2 separate regions of the Homo sapiens genome follow, and region 1 is linked to region 2. A link is an interaction called in ENCODE POLR2A ChIA-PET data of the cell type or tissue named here. Cell type or tissue: OCI-LY7. All regions are shown on one strand. Links, peaks and the distances in the headings refer to the core of each region. The heading gives the core; the rest is flanking DNA.

Region 1 (8,951 bases), core at 653-8,652, 52 kb before region 2:
AGTTCTTCTATTGTTGCTTTTTTTGTTGTTTCTTTGAGATGGAGTTTTGCTCTTGTCCCCTAGGCTAGAGTGCAATGATGGTGCAATCTTGGCTCACTGCAACCTCCGCCTCCCAGGTTCAAGTGATTCTCCTGCCTCAGCCTCCCAAGTAGCTGGGATTACAGGTGCCCACCACCACACTTGGCTAATTTTTATATTTTTTTAGTGGAGACGGGGCTTCACCCTGTTGACCAGACTGGTCTCAAACTCCTGACCTCAGGTAATCCACCCACCTAGGCCTCTCAAAGTGCTGGGATTACAGGCATGAGCCACCACGCCCAGCCTGTTGCTATTTTTATACTTCAAGAATCCCATTCTGACCCCAAAGGAAGGGAAACCAGAAGGCACACCTAACAGAAGGCACTAGAAGAACATGACCAGCCAACGAGAAAACAGTCCAGAAACAGCTCTCCATAAACAAGGGCCCAAACTCGCCCTCCTCCCACCAATGATTCTCTGCCACCCTGAGCCATCATCAGCCAGCTCAGCTCTGGGTCTGTCCACCGTGCATGATGCTACCTATGTAGGCAACTCCCCAGGAGCCCTCCCAGGTTTAATAGCAAAAACAATTATTGGGGAAGCAACACACTCACACACTCTACCCCAGGTCCAGAAAGTCAGGGAACAGCAAGGGCAAGGAGAAGGCACCCCACCTCTCCAGCTCCAGCATTGAGGACAGCATTGATGAAGGACATGATGGCTGTTTTCAGATTCACTTCATCCCGGTACCGGCCCAGACTTCGGTCTAGCTCGTTCAGCAGGGTCTAGGTGGAAATGCAGGACAGAGCAGGAGGAGAGGGCTGAGTTCCCAACAGGTGTGGCCTTTGCATCTTTACTCCTGTCGCCTCCACTACCTAGAATGCCCCATCTGCTCTCTCCACCCAATCAGGTCTGTCCAATTTACTCTGGGCTGCCCCAAACCTCACCTCTGCCTGGAAAATTCCCTTGCCTCTCACCTCAGTGGCAGTGCTGCCTCACTTCCTCTCCACTCAGCCTTTGGGGCTTGGTCTACATGGTTGAGCAGTGCTTCAGTGCTGCTTTATCATCGTGCTCCAGCTGTTTACAGCTCATATGTATTCCCTGCCTAGCTCATTTATGGTATGGACACTGCTTTTATCCCTTTTCCGTCTTCTGCAGAGTCAGGACCCAGTTTTTGGCAATAAACCATGGGGTTTGTAACATCAGTTCATGTCTCTATGGACTTACTCTGTGCCAGGCACTGTGCTAAGACACTTCATATTTACTGTTCATCTCACTGATACTTCTCTGGGCAGGTCAGGGAAAGAAAAGAGAATAGCATGGCTGAAGCTCCCAGGGATGGTCCCAGTGTCCCACATTAGGTACTGGCCCAAGTATAGCACCTAAAATCTCAATCTCAGCAATTGCACTCAATTCAGTAATTCTTGACTGAGCCCCTATCATGAGCCAGGTGTTGAGGTTGGAGATGCAGAGCCACAAAAATAATGCAGGCCAATATTCCGGCTTCCAGGAACCCACTGACTAATAAGGAAGACAAGTCCATTTCCCAGCCAAACTCATAACTCTTAAGGCCCTGCATGTGTTTTTATGCAAGCCTTCCAGGTCCCAGTACTCTTCACCTGTTACCTTCCAGGAGCAGGCATGCAGACCACATTACTTTCCTTTTCCCCCAGTTTCTGCTGCAAAGAATCTTCAGGCTCTCACTCACATGTGACATCCTCTGCCCCACCCAGCTGGCATCCCACCTCCAGCCTGGCCCCTCACCTGGAAGCGGGTTCGCTCTGCTGCATACACCTGGTAGTGCAGCATGGCCTGCAGCACCTTCTTGTGGCCACCAGGCACGAGGCACACAGCACCCAGGATCTCCAGCACAGCCACCTTGGTCTTGCTGTTCTCTGTGCGTAGGCTCTGGGCTATGGTACTAATGGCCTCAGGCTGTGCCAGCACATGTGCCCGCCCCTGGGAGTTGTTCATCAATGCTTTGATGCAGCCAATGAGTGAGGTGTGGATGCGGCTCTCACAGGTGGCGTGGTCCATGCTCCGGAGGAAATTTAGCAGACAGGTCAAGCCCTCCAGCTCAATGAAGCGGGTCACAAACCTACAAATCAGAGCCATTAACAAACATATATTTGCATATGATTCTGTGTACACTTTGCAAATAGTTACCCCCTTACCTGTGTACCACCATGCACCTTGTCCCACCTACAGTAGCCACTTGGTTTATTCGTAGTTTATCTAAAGCAGTGAAATCCTATCATCTTCACAAAAGACTTGTGTCTTATTTGCATTTTAAATACTCTGTATTTGCATATCATTGTCAGTTGCATAGCTAAAATGGTATGAATGTGAAGTCCTCTTCACATGATCATGATAATTATCAGAGCTGTTAAACCTGAACACTCCTCTCCAGTGAGGATGGAGATTAAGAGAATTACAGTCGGATAACAAAGAGGGCTTCCAGATAGGAAAGCCATCAGAATCATCAAGTCATGGCGTTAAGCCTAGGGAAGCTACATTTCAAGGGATCCTAAAGAAAATAGCAGAGTTATCTATCTTGAATGTTAGCAAAAAAACATTAAAACCCATTTAGTTCAGGGGTTCTTAATTTGGAGTCTGTGTTCTGCTGAAGAATCTATGGATAGCATTCACAGATCCAAGGACTTGGGTGGGAAAAGAAAATTACATTTTTATTTTTGGTAACTTCTAATTAAAATTTAGTATTTTCCTCAATGATGAATGTCAGCAATAAATGACAGTAGTATTAGCATAATCTGTGACTTTGTCACCCCAAGAAATCACAGCTATTTTCATACCAAATTACAGTTGTACCAGGTATCTCAAAATACCATTTACACTCCTCAGTACTTCAAAATTATGATGGTTATCAAGACTCGCAGCTAGCTCTTGCTATTTAAGGTGTAAAGAAGCAGAATTCATTGCTATCTCATTTTTATTATTTGTAGCTGTATTTTCATTGATTTGTTATGCCTATCTTTTTATCTATTATTTAAAACATCATTTCTGCGAAGCAGTCCATAAGTTTCACCTAGGCGCCGGATGTCCATGGCATGCCCACACACACAGGTACCCTTGATTTAGTAAAATAATTAATGATCTAAGAAAATTATTATAAATAACATTACTTATCCCAAGCGTATTTGTGTTTATGTTATTGTACAAATACGCCTAGAAAATAAAAGAATGTGCTCTCAAACTAAGTTGTTAACAATAGCTATTTTTTTACTTTTTTCTATTTTATGCTTGTCTGCATTCCATAAAATTTCCACAATGACAATATGTAACTTTTGTTAGCAGAATATTATTAAGGGAAATTACAATAAATTGGGGTAGGAGACAAACCTGGCAACTTCCTCTCAACCCCTTTATTTCCTGACTACCTCATCCTTTCCTCTATCCCCTTCCCATTCCAGAGCCCCACCACTACCAGAATGACAAGAGACAATTGGGATGCTCCCATTCTTCTTGAGGCTGTTTCTAGTCTCCTGGGGAGAGAGCTCAGCTCAGACAACATACACATCCCCATGCAATGGATGGCTAGCTTTTCGCCAGGGGAAGGGTGAAGGGTGGCTCCTGATTGTTTGCTCATTTCCATGGTGTAAATGCTCCCAGCATAGCCAATTTCAAGCTACAGATATGATGTCATTGAATGCAGAGTTGGGAAGAGATGCATATTTCATAGTGTTTCCATGCACATACAATGCATGTAAACTCAAAAGTATACCTTATAGTAAAATGTAGAAAAATAATTAGGTAATTTGGGAATGAAGAGTTTCAAGTATTTATTACCTTTGTTTTGATATAACTTACTGAATCTTAAATTTATACAATTGAAATTTTAATCATAGCTACGTTTAACAACCAGCTTACAAAATTGCTGAAAATTTGACACTCAGCATTCGCCAGCTGTTACTAGCCAGTTCCAGCACACCACGGGGCAGACCCAGACACAAGGAGCCCCACTTTGGGCCCCACACGTTGTGGCCTGGGAAGGGAAAGGTGTCCTCCTATGGCTCCAGGACTTCTACCCCATTTTCCATGCCTGCGTTGCTCCCATTCTAGATGGCAAATCCCATCCAGAGACACCACACCGCCCCCTAGTGGTTGGAGTACTTCTCTACCCGTGCGTCCCTCTTTTCCTGGATGGGGCACTCACCCTGCCCCCTCATCCTCACAAGGCTCTTTCTTTTGTACCTTGTCCATTTGGTCACGCTCCTATTCTATCCCCTTACCAAAAATAAATCAATAAATTTTTAAAAAGCACTTGCCCTCGATTCCTCTTTAGAGAGCTCCTCAGGACCTGAGGTTTATCCCACTTTCCCAGGTTTCTCTCCCCTCCTCCCAAGCCCTGGCAGCCTCCCAGGAGAGGAGTAGGGGCTGGGAAGTGAAGTCAGGTGAGGCAGAGTTGGCCAGGAGGACCGGCATGGGAGCAGAGCACTGCACAGGGCTTCGGGAAGGCAAGGAGACCAACTGTGAAGGGACTCAGCAGGAAGCAAGAGGGGGAAACTGAATTACCTCATAGGCTGTGTCCGGAGGGCTGTCTTCAGGTCTTCCACGACTTGGTTCCTCATCTCCGTCTCCTCCTCATCAAACGCGTACAGACTCTGCATCTGAGGGCCAGCAGGTAGAAAGGGGCTGCCTGTCTCCCAACCCTCTGCACTACAGCTCAGGTGTGACCCAGGGGCCATGCTTGCCTCAGAAAGGGTGAGGCCTCAGGGAATGGTTTACTGAGACCGAGTGTCGGCCCCTGGGAAGACCTAGGTTCTGGGCTGGGACTTCACTTTCCTCATCTGTGAAATGGAGAGAAGTACTGGCCCGGTTTATTTCCCAAGTTTGTGTGATGCCCAAATGGATTTTAAAATGTTTAAATGGTTGGGGGACTCTGAGATTGCCCAGAGGAGGGGTGGATTACCTTAAAATTTCATGAATAACTGGAAAGCTGCTGAACTCCAGTGAGTGGGCAGTGGGGCGCTGAGGAGCAGTAAAAGGCAGTTTGGTGTGTGGGGGGTGGGGGCTGGGGGAATCACTCCCTGCCGTAGCCTTTCCAGGTGGGGGCAGGGCAGGAGAGGGGCAGCCACTCACCGCAGCCATGGAATTGATGCGGTCGATGTAATAGTCAGGCCAGCTGGTTGCCAGCTTGTTGGGGTCCTCCTGCTCCTGAAACAAGAAAAAGGACAGCATGGACCAACAGGCAAGACAGGCCCGTGGCCTGAGATCCTGAGCTTCATTCCGTGTCAGCAGAGGGATTCATTTCTCAGCTCTGCCCATGTCGGGTGGGTTGGAGGAAATTACACTCTCCCCCAGGCTTCCATTTCTCCCTTGGTGAAATACAGATGATGAACATTGACTCTCATGGCCAGACAACGACGCGGGCAGAAACTATGCAGGTGTGTGTACTTTCAGTGAGCAACGTGCACCATTTTTTAAAAATTCTTTTCTCTTGTTCTGTTTGCTCAGCTTGTATTTAATGAAATATAATTTCCTGGCTGTTGAATCTAATTCAGATTCCTGTTTATTTTTATACATCTTTTTACTTTTTCTGATAATCTCATTCTCATATTTTACAAAAGTATTGGTCTGTGACAGTTTGGAAATTTAAAAACTTAAGTCTTTCAGGTATTTCTAGAACACTAATAGAAAACACTTGGCACATAGTAGGCACTCACTAAATAGTAACTTTAGAAAAATAGAGAAATTTCCAAGGCTTTGGGCTTTGAAAAGACTCAGGAGACCCCCTTAGGCCTGTGATTTAATTCCTGGCAAACTCCTGAATGAGGGGGATGTGCAGCGGGGAGGCAGAGCCCAGATCCGAGGACCTCTGGCCCAGTGCTCAGCCCTCAAGAGACAGGCTCGACTCTTCCCCAAGTATGGGCAAGAATGATGGGAGTTAAAGAAATATTAATGTTGACTGAAAATCCAGCCTTCTCCAGCCAAATGGATCTGCTTCTGGGCCTCACACCCATCCTGCTCATTCCTGTTCCTGTGCCCCAGGTCACTTTGGAGGCTCCTCCCCATCTGCTTTCTCCACTCTCCTGCTTCCAAATCGGCATGAAAACTTAACTTCCTCCAGACCCTCCCTGACAAAACACCTCTCTGCCAGCTGCCAGCGGGCCCTGCAGCTCTCAGCTCCATCCACTCAATGTTTTCTATTTTGTTTCACAAAATACAAATCTTAGACCAGTAGAAAAGCTGCTTTGTTTGGGTCTTTATGACTTCACATGGTTAAATGTTAAATTTAATCATGGTTATACATGTTAAATTCTCCATGACTGAAGGCCAAACATTCTGCCTTCTGCCTTGGGGAGGGGAATCAGCACCAAAAACAATTGTGTCGGCAAACACATCCTTTCCTAAACTTGCTGGCTCGTCATTTACCCATGCCATATGCACTGAATGGGGACCTACTAGATGCCAATCACTGTGCTGAGCTCTGAAAGTACGGAGTAAAGAGTCATGGTCTCTGCCTTCCATGTAACAGTCCAGTGCCAGAGAAAGGGTGGTAAATGTTCTATGGTAGAGCCACCCATAGCAGACCTTGGGGGGTGATCCATCCAACACAGAAGGCTTGTAGGGGGTTGGCGTGAGTGGTCTAAGAACACTGGGCTATTAAAGAGCATTACAGCTAAGACAGGTGGGGAGGGTGTTATAGACAGAGGAAGTGCCATGTGGGAAGGTGGAAGGTTGTGAAAGTGTGTGGGGAAATTACAATTTGGTTTGGAAGGCAGTGAGAGATGCCTTCTATTTTAATAAATCTTTTTTTTTTTTTTTTTTTTTTTTTTTTTTTGAGATGGAGTTTCGCTCTTGTTGCCCAGGCTGGAGTGCAATGGCATGATCTCGGCTAACCACAATCTCCACCTCCCAGGTTCAAGTGATTTTCCTGCCTCAGCCTCCCGAGTAGCTGGGATTACAGGCATGTGCCACCACACCTGGCTAGTTTTGTATTTTTTTAGTAGAGATGGGGTTTCTCCATGTTGGTCAGGCTGGTCTCGAACTCCCAACCTCAGATGATCTGCCCACCTCGGCCTCCCAAAGTGCTGGGATTACAGGCATGAGCCACCATGCCTGGCCATTTTTTTGTTTGTTTGTTTGTTTGTTTTAGCAGCTGTAGAAGAGACCAACTTAAGGGAACTCCATAGTAAATCAATTTGGAAAATGGAGAATCATGAGATATGATTAATTACGCCTGAAATTTCTTTCCTTCCTTCCTTCTTTCCATGATTTGAGCTTTTTAAAGACCTGCTTTTCTCACAATGAGATGCATAAACACAGAGTGTTATATTCTGCAGGTGCTTAATAAGCATGCATTGAGTATACTAGACAATGGCTCATAGCGTGTGCAGCCCATGCCTCTTGTCACAGGTCCTCAGCCTCTAGCACTATTTTCCCCAGCAGTCTCAGGTTCTAGCAATGGGCAGCCAGTTGCCATAACGGACTGGGTGGGCTGTGGGTGAGTTTTGCCTCTCTAGGCCTTCTTGGCCTCATTTGTAGAATAAAGAATGAGACTGCATCGACACTGTGTGGTTTTCCAGGTTCCTGCAACTCTGAAATGGTGTATATTTGAATCCTCCAATGTTACAAGGTCAGTCTGGCTCAGTGTGGAGACCTCGGAATGGGATAAAGTCTTCAGCAGGAAGAGTAAGAGAAGAGCTATGAGGGGGCACAGGAGCACAAAGGATACATGGCTCAGACTCCGCCCAGACCTTCCTGTCTCCTCCCAGGAGGGAGGGAGCCTAAGCCTCAGGCGTGGGAATAGCCAGGCTCTGGTCCCCAAACACCAAAGCAATGTAGGAGGGCAGAATAACAAGTTTTAGACTTGGGACTCAAGTCTGAAAACTGGGAGGGTGGAGGGGAGAGGAGGAAAGTAGGCCATGAAAAGAAAATTCAGGAGCAAAAGAAACAGACTAAAATAGAAAGGGGGCAAGAGAGAGACGTAGAGACAGAGGCAAGCTGAAGAAACACGGAGATGGAGACAGCAGAGAGAAGAATGCACAGCCGCTGGGAAAGCAGAAGGGAGGAGATCAAGTCCAATTAAGCCCCACTGGAGCTCAGCATACCCCTTTCTAGGGAGGGCCATAGCAGGAGGCTAACAGCATCTTTTAATGAGCAAGAAGAGAGGGAGGATATGCTGAGGAGAACATGGACAGATGTGTGAGCCCTAGCCTGGGACAGAGTGGAGACTAAAGATCCAAAAGAGGACATCCCTGCCCCCCAAACTGATTTCTTATAGCAAAGCTGCTCCAGGTATGGTCCATGATGCCCACCCTCCATGCCTGGGAGCAGGCACGAGAGAGTCCAGACTCTGCTTCTTTGTCTGTCTCCCAGCAAGCCCCAGTCCTGGGATGCAGCAGGTCCTGCTTTAAGCGTTTTTGAAAAAGAGAATCCTATTTCTTTGAGTGTAAGCTCCAGGACAGCAGAATTTCCTTTTTCTATTTTATTCACTGTTGTTCCTCCAACACCTAGAACAGGGCTGGCATGTAATAAACATCAGGTGAATGCATGAGCATGCCAAGGCAGCAAGAGCCACCCCATGCCATGAACCCTGAGATGTGGCCAGAGGGGTCAGAGAGGGCACCTTCTTCTTGCTGCAGTAGATCTGCCATTTCTTCTCAGGGGGCAGTGCAAACATAGCCTCTCGGTTTTTGTCAGTGAGATCCAATTCATCCTGCAAAGACAATAAGAAAAAATACGTCTGACACTAGGGATGGTTGAGATTAGAATAGTCAGCCCTGCAGGAAATTACAATTCCCCCAAATCAGTTCCTCAGGCTACTACTATCTTCCTCCCGAAGAGCATCAAAGATATGATAGGGCATTTCTTTTTCTATCAGAGATACAGCCCCATCCCCTTGCCTCAACCAACCCTATGTGACTTCTATTGCACTCCCTTTACTTCCTGTCCACCCCCAGCCTTGTCTC
Region 2 (8,951 bases), core at 312-8,311:
GTTCTGTTTCACTATAGAACACTGATGAACAGAAGCATCATTAGTGGTCTAGAGCTTTTAATTGTGAGGACCAGACTCCCTTTTCCTTTAGAACAGCAACTGCCAACATTGAAGACAGGGCCTGTTCTGCCAGCCTCAGTTCCTGAGGGACTAAAACAAGCAGAGACCCTCTGTTGATCCACTACCGACAGATAACATGAGTAAGAAATACACCTTTGTTGTTTTCAGTCACTGAAATTTGGAGATTGTGTGTTATTACGCATAATCTTTTACTGACTGAAGTGCTCATTGTTTATCTTAGATTTAAGACATTAGGGGGCAAGGAGAGAAACCCAGAAAAGTAATAGAATCATAAAAGGATTTTGATCCTGGCCTCCCAGAAAGACTCCCAGGCACATGGCCCTTCCTCCAGCTGCATAGTTTCCCTGTTGTGTATGTTGGGATCCTGGGAGTCTTAACCCAGAATCCAGCCACAGTTGTGTAAGTGCATCAAAGGTGCGATCTCACTGCTGAAACTTCCCTAGAAAATGTTCAGAGCTCTGCTGAGGAATCTGACCTGGGCCTAGGATGGGAAGCCCTCCAAAGAACAAAAGTTTCCACTACGGCAACAAGAATGTTAAACACGATTTTGAAAAACTTCTCAGCAAAAGAAATGTGATGATGAGTATTTATAAGCCAAAAACCAAAGGCCATTCCCTAGTTCCTGTGAGGTTTCCCGCCACACGGGGAGCGTTAACAGGACTAGAGACGGTACTGGAAACAGACCTGGATGTCCTTGGCTCCACTGCAGATGGGTTAAGTGTGGAGCCTTTGAGAAAAAGCAGTCACAAAGTGTTGATGATTCTCCTTGGAAATCAAGGGTGATCCAGAGGCTGCTGGGACTCCTCCATACCTTTCTTCTCAATGAATAAATCCAGGCCCCTGAACTTAAATACAGAGGTAAAGTGTGGGGTAGAATAAGATATAATGGACTTGAACTATTACAGGAACTATTTAGCTGAGACCAGCAGCTCTCAAAACTGGGGGTGGCTACCCATCACACCCCCTGCCCCCAGAGACATTTGGCAATGTCTGGAGAAGTTTTGTGGTTCTCGTAACTAGTAAATGTTACTGAGATCTACTGAGTAGAGGCTCGGGGTGTTAATAAGCCTCCTATATACAAAAGATAGCCCCCCCACAACCAAGAATTATGTGGCCTAGTATCAAGATTGAGAACCTGTGGCTGTGATCAAATCCCTAGTTATGAGGGTGTGAAGGTTTAGAACAAGAGCAGGAGAACATTTATAGAGCAATATGCCCCATTGCAAAAATAAATACATTGCAGTCAAACTGTGGGACCTCAGATAAGCAGTATCAGCATTACCTGTGAACATGTTAGAAATGCGCAGCCTTGGGCTCTGCCCCAGACTCCTGGATCAAATTCTTTCTCAAGTATTTACTAGAAAAAATACAACGTGTGATTCATATACCTATAGAGAAAAACCAAAACTATCACTAAAGCATCCTGAGAGGTAGCACAGTTCATGTCAGTAGGAAAAATAAATCTTCATTGCTACTCTTCTCCCTATGAGGGAGGAATCCAGCATGAGAATCAGGGTAGAAGGTCCATTCTTTAGAAGTTGTCTTTGGATTTGCAAAGTGAACTGAGGAGCAAAGTTGAGGAGTGGGGCTGGAGAGTAAAGACAGCTGAATTACTCAACATAATAAAGAGGGGGACCTGTTTGAGTGAGTTGCTTGTGAGCACCAAGGGAGAGAGGAGGAAGACCAAATGGTGTAACCTTTGGCCAATCTATTTTAGAATAAGCTTATCCAGTGCTCAATTCTGAATTGTTGTAATACAAATACCCTTGGTCTCCCCAGACCTCCATAAAGTTCACCGCATTCATGAAGCCTTGTGTAAACGGTGTGTGTGTGTGTGTGTGTGTGTGTGTGTGTGTAAACCAGGGGTATGGGAGTAATTCCACATCTGGGTCAACACAGTGCAGAAGAGTTCGTGGTTTGCATGACACCAATAAGAGTTAATGTTTCCTGTGAGCTTACTATGTGTAAGGCACTGTTAAACTGTGTTTAACAGACACAGTTTCATTGAAGGCTCACAGCTGCCCTATGGGGAATACCATGGTTATTTCATATTAGGGATAAGAGGTCTGCAGCAGAGGGAATTTATGCCACTTGCTCAGGGACACCCATACAATGAGTGAGCCTTAGAGACAGAATTGAAATCTCAGCAGTCTGGCTCCAGAGTTCATGTTAATTTCTGGGCCACCATGCTTGTCACCTAGGGGTAGTTAATAATCTTAACGAATTCAGTGGAAATAGGAACTCAGAGCCAGAGGTGATGTGAAAAATATAAGCCACCACCACTTATTTTGGAATCTCCAGACCAGCAGTTCCCAGGCTTCAGTGTGCACCAGGATCACCACGTGAGCTTGATAAGACACAAATCGCTGGGCTGCACCCCTAGAGCTTGATCCAGAAGCCTTGGGCAGAGCCCAGGGATGTGCATTTCTAAGAAGTTCACAGGTGATTCTGATACTGCTGGTCTAAGGTCCCACAATTTGAGAACCACTGCCCTCTGTTTGTGGCAGTGAGATTCAGCTAATTTATTCTGAATCTCAAAGACAGGGCTCCTCGGGTGACATCTGGTCACAATATCAATGACTGAGTGGCTCTGAATTGAATCAGGCTAATACTGAAGAGAATGGAGGAGGAGAGGGATGAGTATCCAGTGGAATTCAACCTGGAAAACTTCCTGGAGGAAGAGCCACGTGGTGAGAACAGATGCTGAGGTTACTTATTTCCTCAAATCTCCTTGATACACACTCCATACAGCAGGGCTCAGGCATTTGAGTTCCACAGAAATGGTGGGAGGGCACCCCTTGTTCTTTGGTGAGTCAATCCAGAAAGGCTTAGCAGAAAGTGAGGAATCAGGAGACATTCTCTTCCATGGAACTAGAAGCTGCCTAGGACAGTGGTTAGGAGAAAGATGAACGCGTTTGAATTGCAGCTCTGCTGCTGTGCCACATGGATCTTACTCCAGGTCCTTAGCTGTTCTAAACTTTAGTTTCCAAATCTGTAAAACAGAAAATCAGTTGTATGTGAAGTGCTCACCACAGTGCTCACCCAACGCCAACGCCAACCCCAACAAAGGCATCAGAGCTCCATCTGTGGCCAGGGAAACCAAGCCAAGGTCAAAGGGGAGGCTGGCTTTGTTACTGCTCCCAACTCACATAGGAGCTGGGAGGTTGAGGTTTAGATGCTCTTCATCTTCTGTCATTTAAAACAGGGTGTCTAATCTTTTGGCTTCCCTGGGCCACACTGGAAGAAGAAGAATTGTCTTGGGCCACACATAAAATACACTAGCACTAACGATAGCTGATGAGCGAGAAAAAAAAAAAAAGAAAGAAAGAAAAAGAAAACTTAAAAAAAATAAAACCTTGCAAAAATCTCATAACATTTTAAGAAATTTTATGAATTTGTGTTGGCCCTCATTCAAAGCCATCCTGGGCCGCATGCAGCCCATGGGCCACGGGCTGAACAAGCTTGATTTAAAAGATCCTCCATCCCACAGGGTATCAGCTGGTCTTTTAGGGCCCCTTTCCCCCAGTTCTCAGTTTCCTCTCTACCAAACAGTGGCCATGACCCTTTTCCACACCTCACTTGACTTATCTCCTCATTTACAAAGTTGGTAATACTAACCAGAAGATAAAACCACAATACAAAACTGTCTAACATCTGCACATATAATATGTATTCAACCATGCTTTTACAATGTATGTGGAGAGAAAAGACTGGAAACATTAACTGCCAAATGTTAAGTGACCTGGGAAGGCAGATTCTCCAAGTGTTGTTTGTGGCCAGGTGGGAAGCTGTGGGAAAGGGGGCAGAGGAACAGAAAGATCAAAGTCTCTTTTCAGTGCCCCGTGATGGGCTCATGAACTAATTTTATTTTTGTCTTCTGCTACTATGTATTTTGTATAATAAATCCATGTTTCTTTTATAATAAAGGAGAGAATTTTTTTTAAAAAAAGCAACTTCATATCCTCCTAAAGCTTTTCTTGATTATAACTCACTCCACACACACTCTGCTCACTCAGCTCACGTGCTTCCTCTTGGTGCCTGTCCTGTTTCTAGCCTATGAATTTGCATAACGCAGCCATAAGAGGTTGCTTTCTAAATGCTTTCGAGCAGATTTCCTATTCATTTACCTTAGATCTTCTGGTAAGCTGAGCTGCCCCAAAGAGGAGGGAGATGCTTCCTCCTAGTGGAAGAGCAGCCAGACTCATCGCCTATGATTCACCCCCACCCCAAAAACTCACTAGAGGGCTCTTCAAACAGTAAGTGGTCCATGCCAAAAGGAACTGCACAGAAAGTGGCCTGTAGGTGAGGAGAACTGTGTACACATACATACACACACACACGCACACACACACACACACACAATCTGCCTCTTCTTTCCTTCTCTCTCCAGAGGAAAATGTCATCCGGTTAGTGCCCTCAGATGAACTGGGAAGGCAAGCTCCCCGGTTGTGGTTTGTGAGGGGTGGGTGGCTGGGGAGGGGAGGTGTCAGGGAGAGCCAATCCACTTCCATCTGGCACTGAAATCTACACTTATTTTCCTGGACTGGACTACGATCCCCTTTCCCAATGTGAGGAATCGTGCTTTCTTGGTGACACACACTTTCCCCCAAGAATGCTTGGCTTTTCAATGAGGAATTCTTATATATTTGGGATTCTTGGAAACAGGACAAAGACTAATGAATTGCTGGCTCTATCCTAGGTTTGGAAACCCTCTAGAACTCACAGGAGCTGGAGGAGGACAGAGGCAGGCAGGAAAAGGGAGTTGAGGGTGTGTTTGCAACAGAGGGGAGGGTGGCAGGATTGAGATGTCAGATTAAATTGTTTGAGTTACAGGCACTCCAAAAGCTACCTGCTGACTCCACAGTCAGAGGTCACCATCCACACTAAGAATAGAAGGCTGACAGGGGCAGGGTGGGGAGGCGGGGGATACTGAGTGTTTGTGGAGGCTAGAGAGTTATAACAAAGCAGAATTCAGGTACAGTCGATTGTCAAGTTCATCATGAAGTGAAATGATTGGGGTACGGTACAGAAAGCACGGGTCTTAGGGTCAGGCACACCTTACTTGGAATCCCCTCTGTGCCACAAACTAGATGTGCAACTTCAGGAAAGTTGACTAAATTCTCAGAACCTCAGTTTCCTCTTCTATAAAATGGGATAATACCCACTTTGCAGAGCTGTTAGAATGAGATGTGTTGAAATGTGCAAGGGCTTAGCCCAGTGTCTGGCACCTAGTGAGCCCTCCATACATGGTAGGTATTATTTAGAGAATTTGAATTTGAAGAGTAGGAGTGTATAAAACCCTTCATAGGAGAACAGCTGCAGAAGGTCTGACTGCCGTGGGTCTGGCCAGGGAGTGGGAAGACCTAGCTCCCGGGGTCCGCAGCAACCAGGCTTATATTCCCCTCCTAACATGCTCTTTGGTAGCCTTTGTTAGTTCTGGCAGGTTTGGGCTATGCACCCTGCCCTATGCCCCAGATACAAATTCTCTGTAGCCTCAGTGTTTAAGTCCAAGGAGTAAATGTGTGGGTTCCAGGTCACCAGAATGAAATCACAGAGGGTCTACAGGGGCCCTGCATCCTCAGTCTCAGTTCCCTCAATTATCAGGAAGGGGACTGGCTTCTCAGTAAACATTAGGCAAACCATCCAACCCTGGTGTCTAAGGAGCTCCATGAGTTCTCAAGCCATCCTGGAGAAAGCCAGGGGCTGAGTTCCTGCCACCCTTCTCAGATCCCCCCGCCAACATCCCCTGCCAAGAGCTCTAGTAACCTGGGCAAACAGACCATGGCCCCCAGGGTGTTCTCAGCCTAACAGAGAAGGCCAAACCCAGACATAAAAGACTTCAGAATACAGCAAAACAAGGGAGAAAGAAAACAGTTTTCTTTCAAAGGAGCTTATATATGCAGAGGGATCATGAGGTGATTTAAGGAATCCACATTCCATGGGGTAAATCCAGGCAGACGTTCCAGAGAGGAGGGTGCCGGGTGGGGTTGCCATTTGGTGTTGCCCACGAGCTCTCCCCAAAAGTCCCCTCCTTTACTCTGTGGCCTGCCTGAAGGAGAACAGGCACTTTGTCCTGAAATAGTCAATGTACATAACCCCTCCATCGCAGGGATGCTCAGGGTGGCTCTAGTTACAACAATAAGGGTTTAACAACTGGAGTGCTTGCAATGGCGGAGGCAGAGAGAGAAAACAAAACAACATCCACATGAGGTTTTCATTTTCTTTAGCCACGTGAGAATGGCCCTGAAGATCCAGCTATAAATACCCAGCTGCCATTGCCACAAGATGGAAAATCACACACACACACACACACACACACACACACACACACACTCCCTTCAGTTTACAGGCTTACAAATGCAAATCAAAGTTTCTAAGAATATCTGCCTTGAGAAGAGACAATGCTGGACCCCTTGTGCTAAATGCCTTGTCAGGAGGCCTCCTCAAACATATCTGAGGACTTGGCAAGGAGCATTCCCACAGCCATCATCAGGGTGGAATGAGGATCTGCCTCCACAACACCCAGGCCAAGCCAAAGCCCACCAGTGGCCACAAACTGGGCTGAGGGGAAGGGTTTTAGATCCCTTCCCTTAGGGTGTAATAAAGAATAGCCTGCTTTACCCAGGACATTTTAGATTGGGTTCGCTAGAAGCAGAGCCTCGGACAGGATGGGTGTATGTGTGATTTGGTGAAACTGAGCTCTCAGGAAGAACCAGAAAGGGAATGAAGGAAATAGGAAAAGGCAGGGGAGGGATCTGGGAAAGAATGTGGTTTCGGGTGAGGTCTAACTTCAGCCTCATGCTGTGAGGAACTCTGAAGGGTGACTTGGACCGAGACACATTTGTCCCCATAAGGGGCAAAAAAATGGGGCTCTTCCCCTTTCCTAGTGAGTCATTGGTCACAGGATGCAGGGGAGAGGTGGGCTGGGGTGGGGCAAGTGGGTGTAACTTCCAGGTACCTCTGGGTAGAGGGGATGGACAACCCAAGGGCAGCCCACACAGGTGTGAACCATTAGCTGGAGCACCCACAGCAACCAGGGGTCTGGGAAGAGCACCAATAGTATTTTCTGCAGACTCTGCCATACCAAGTGGCTTGTTGCTTAGAATTTGCTTTTTCTATTGATTACATAGGTTTTTGTTTGTTTTTATTTTACCTGTGAAGATTTTAGAATCAGCCTGCTGAAGAGAGAAACAAGGTTTGATCGATGTGACACATGATGCTCATTGTTCACCTAATGTCTGATCTCTTCTTCTTTCTTCCTATGAATGGGTCCCTGCTTTTGTTTGCAGCAGCAACATGCCCAATTAAAAAATGTTCAGCTTCCCCCCGGACTCCACTGCAGTTTGGGACCTCTATTCAACAGAATTTTGATGTGTATGGCCAGGACTTTCCGAGAAGCTTATTAAAGAGACTGGAAGTAGCTGGCATGCACTTTTTATGCATTGTCATTTTCTTTCTTCCTGCCTGGAATGCAGATTGAAGATGGAGGTGATGCAGCCACATTGTAACCATGAAGCAATGAGCACAAAGACAAAGGTTCCATTCTAAAGAAGGCTGAAGAAGAGAGAGAGAGAGGGAGCCTGGGTCCCTGATGGCACTGTGGAACCACCCTACCAACTCTGGAGTGTGTCTGCTGAACTGGTTGTGTAAGAAAAATAAAGAACCCCAGTTGACAGAACAACTCTAGCCAGGTTTCTGTTCCATGTGGCTATAGCTGAATATAAATTCTGATACAAACCTCAAAACACTCGTTCTGTGGGGTATACCATGGAAAAAGTCCCTTTAGATAAATTGAGAAGCGCTAGTTTAGACATCGTAAAACTAGGGTGTTTTTTGTTTTTGTTTTTTTACTGCAGTGCTTCTCTGAGCATTGTGGCTCTCTAGGGGGAAAAGTAGGGGAGATGGAAAAGGGCTACTTAAATTTCTTTAACCACAGAACTTTCTTTTTCCCTAGGACAACCATTGTGAGAACTTAGTGTTCCATCAAAGGCAGTTTGGGAAATGCTACAATAGATGACCTCTTCAGATTTCTTTCCTCCTGAACATTTCACCATTCCCCAGCTAGAAGAAACCGAGCAGATAGCCAGGTCTATAAGCAGCCCTGGTACGTGACTTTAATGAGACATGAATGAGAGCCAAAGAACTGAGGCCTGTGAGGTTGGTCACGGAAGAGCAATGAACTAGGTAAATTAAGAAACTCAGGGAGGTGCCAAGTCCCTGAAATTTCAGAGTGCCCACTCCCCCATTACGTTTCTGCTAAGCCATGAGTCTGGCAGAGGCTGTGTCCCTCTGGATCCACAGCTCCTGCCAAGTGGTCCCTCCTGCACAGCTCCAGCAGGCAGAGCTCTGACGACACCACTCCTTGCTCTCACATCTTCAGGTGGAGAAGCACTAACGGCTTCCTGGTGCTGCTCCTTCCTGAGTGCGTCACCATCTCTCTACTCCCTCCTCTGTAAATAGCCTTCTCATTAAACTCTTATCCATCAAACCCTTTTGGGAGTGCCAACTGCTTCCTGCCTGGAGCCTGACTGACAGAGACAACAATACACATTCTTAGAGAAACCACGCTCCCATGATTTGCTCAAACAAGTCCCAATTTCATGATTTTTGTCTTTTAATTAAGGTGAATTACACGATGTATAAATAAGCAGGATGCAGAGAGGAAAGCCACCCCCAACTTTAGTCCCCAGTGCAAGCACCACGCCAACCCGATAAGGGGTTCACTGCTGCTGAACTGAGAGTTAAGGTTCACGGACTGGGTCAAGGACAAAGGCCATATAACAAGGACAAGGGCCCTCAGGGCCAACACAGTGTATGTCACTTGGATTGGGCTCAGACCAGATTTCAAGGGAAGGAAGCTATCATAAAAA

The links. Peaks named below come from ENCODE experiments on the same cell type or tissue, not always from the same donor. Only the 100,000 strongest peaks of a DNase experiment are listed, where the experiment ranks them.
Region 1: POLR2A ChIA-PET joins it to region 2 with 6 read pairs; 1 of 35 experiments calls an interaction of 5 or more read pairs at or near these places.

Annotation. Positions count from the first base shown.
Region 1 is chr6:39,860,675-39,869,625 of GRCh38, reverse strand. It overlaps DAAM2 (dishevelled associated activator of morphogenesis 2), which reads right to left. Exons shown (of 25, transcript NM_001201427.2): 3 at 8,609-8,698; 4 at 5,119-5,193; 5 at 4,552-4,646; 6 at 1,783-2,116; 7 at 693-803. Among named protein-coding and RNA genes, the nearest start is that of DAAM2-AS1, 32 kb to the left of the region's middle. RefSeq lists an enhancer at 4,630-5,129. In OCI-LY7, for the core only: CTCF peaks have their summits at 1,655, 1,865 (motif pointing left), 3,940 and 4,139 (motif pointing left); DNase peaks (open chromatin) are centred at 1,835 and 4,145.
Region 2 is chr6:39,808,638-39,817,588 of GRCh38, reverse strand. All of the region lies in intron 1 of DAAM2 (dishevelled associated activator of morphogenesis 2), which reads right to left. It overlaps LOC124901487 (a long non-coding RNA gene), which reads left to right. Exons shown (of 2, transcript XR_007059917.1): 2 at 7,557-7,759. Among named protein-coding and RNA genes, the nearest start is that of DAAM2, 21 kb to the right of the region's middle. In OCI-LY7, for the core only: CTCF peaks have their summits at 2,415, 2,622 and 4,273 (motif pointing left); DNase peaks (open chromatin) are centred at 2,578, 4,198 and 6,398; H3K4me3 peaks cover 1,967 bases; H3K27ac peaks cover 3,223 bases.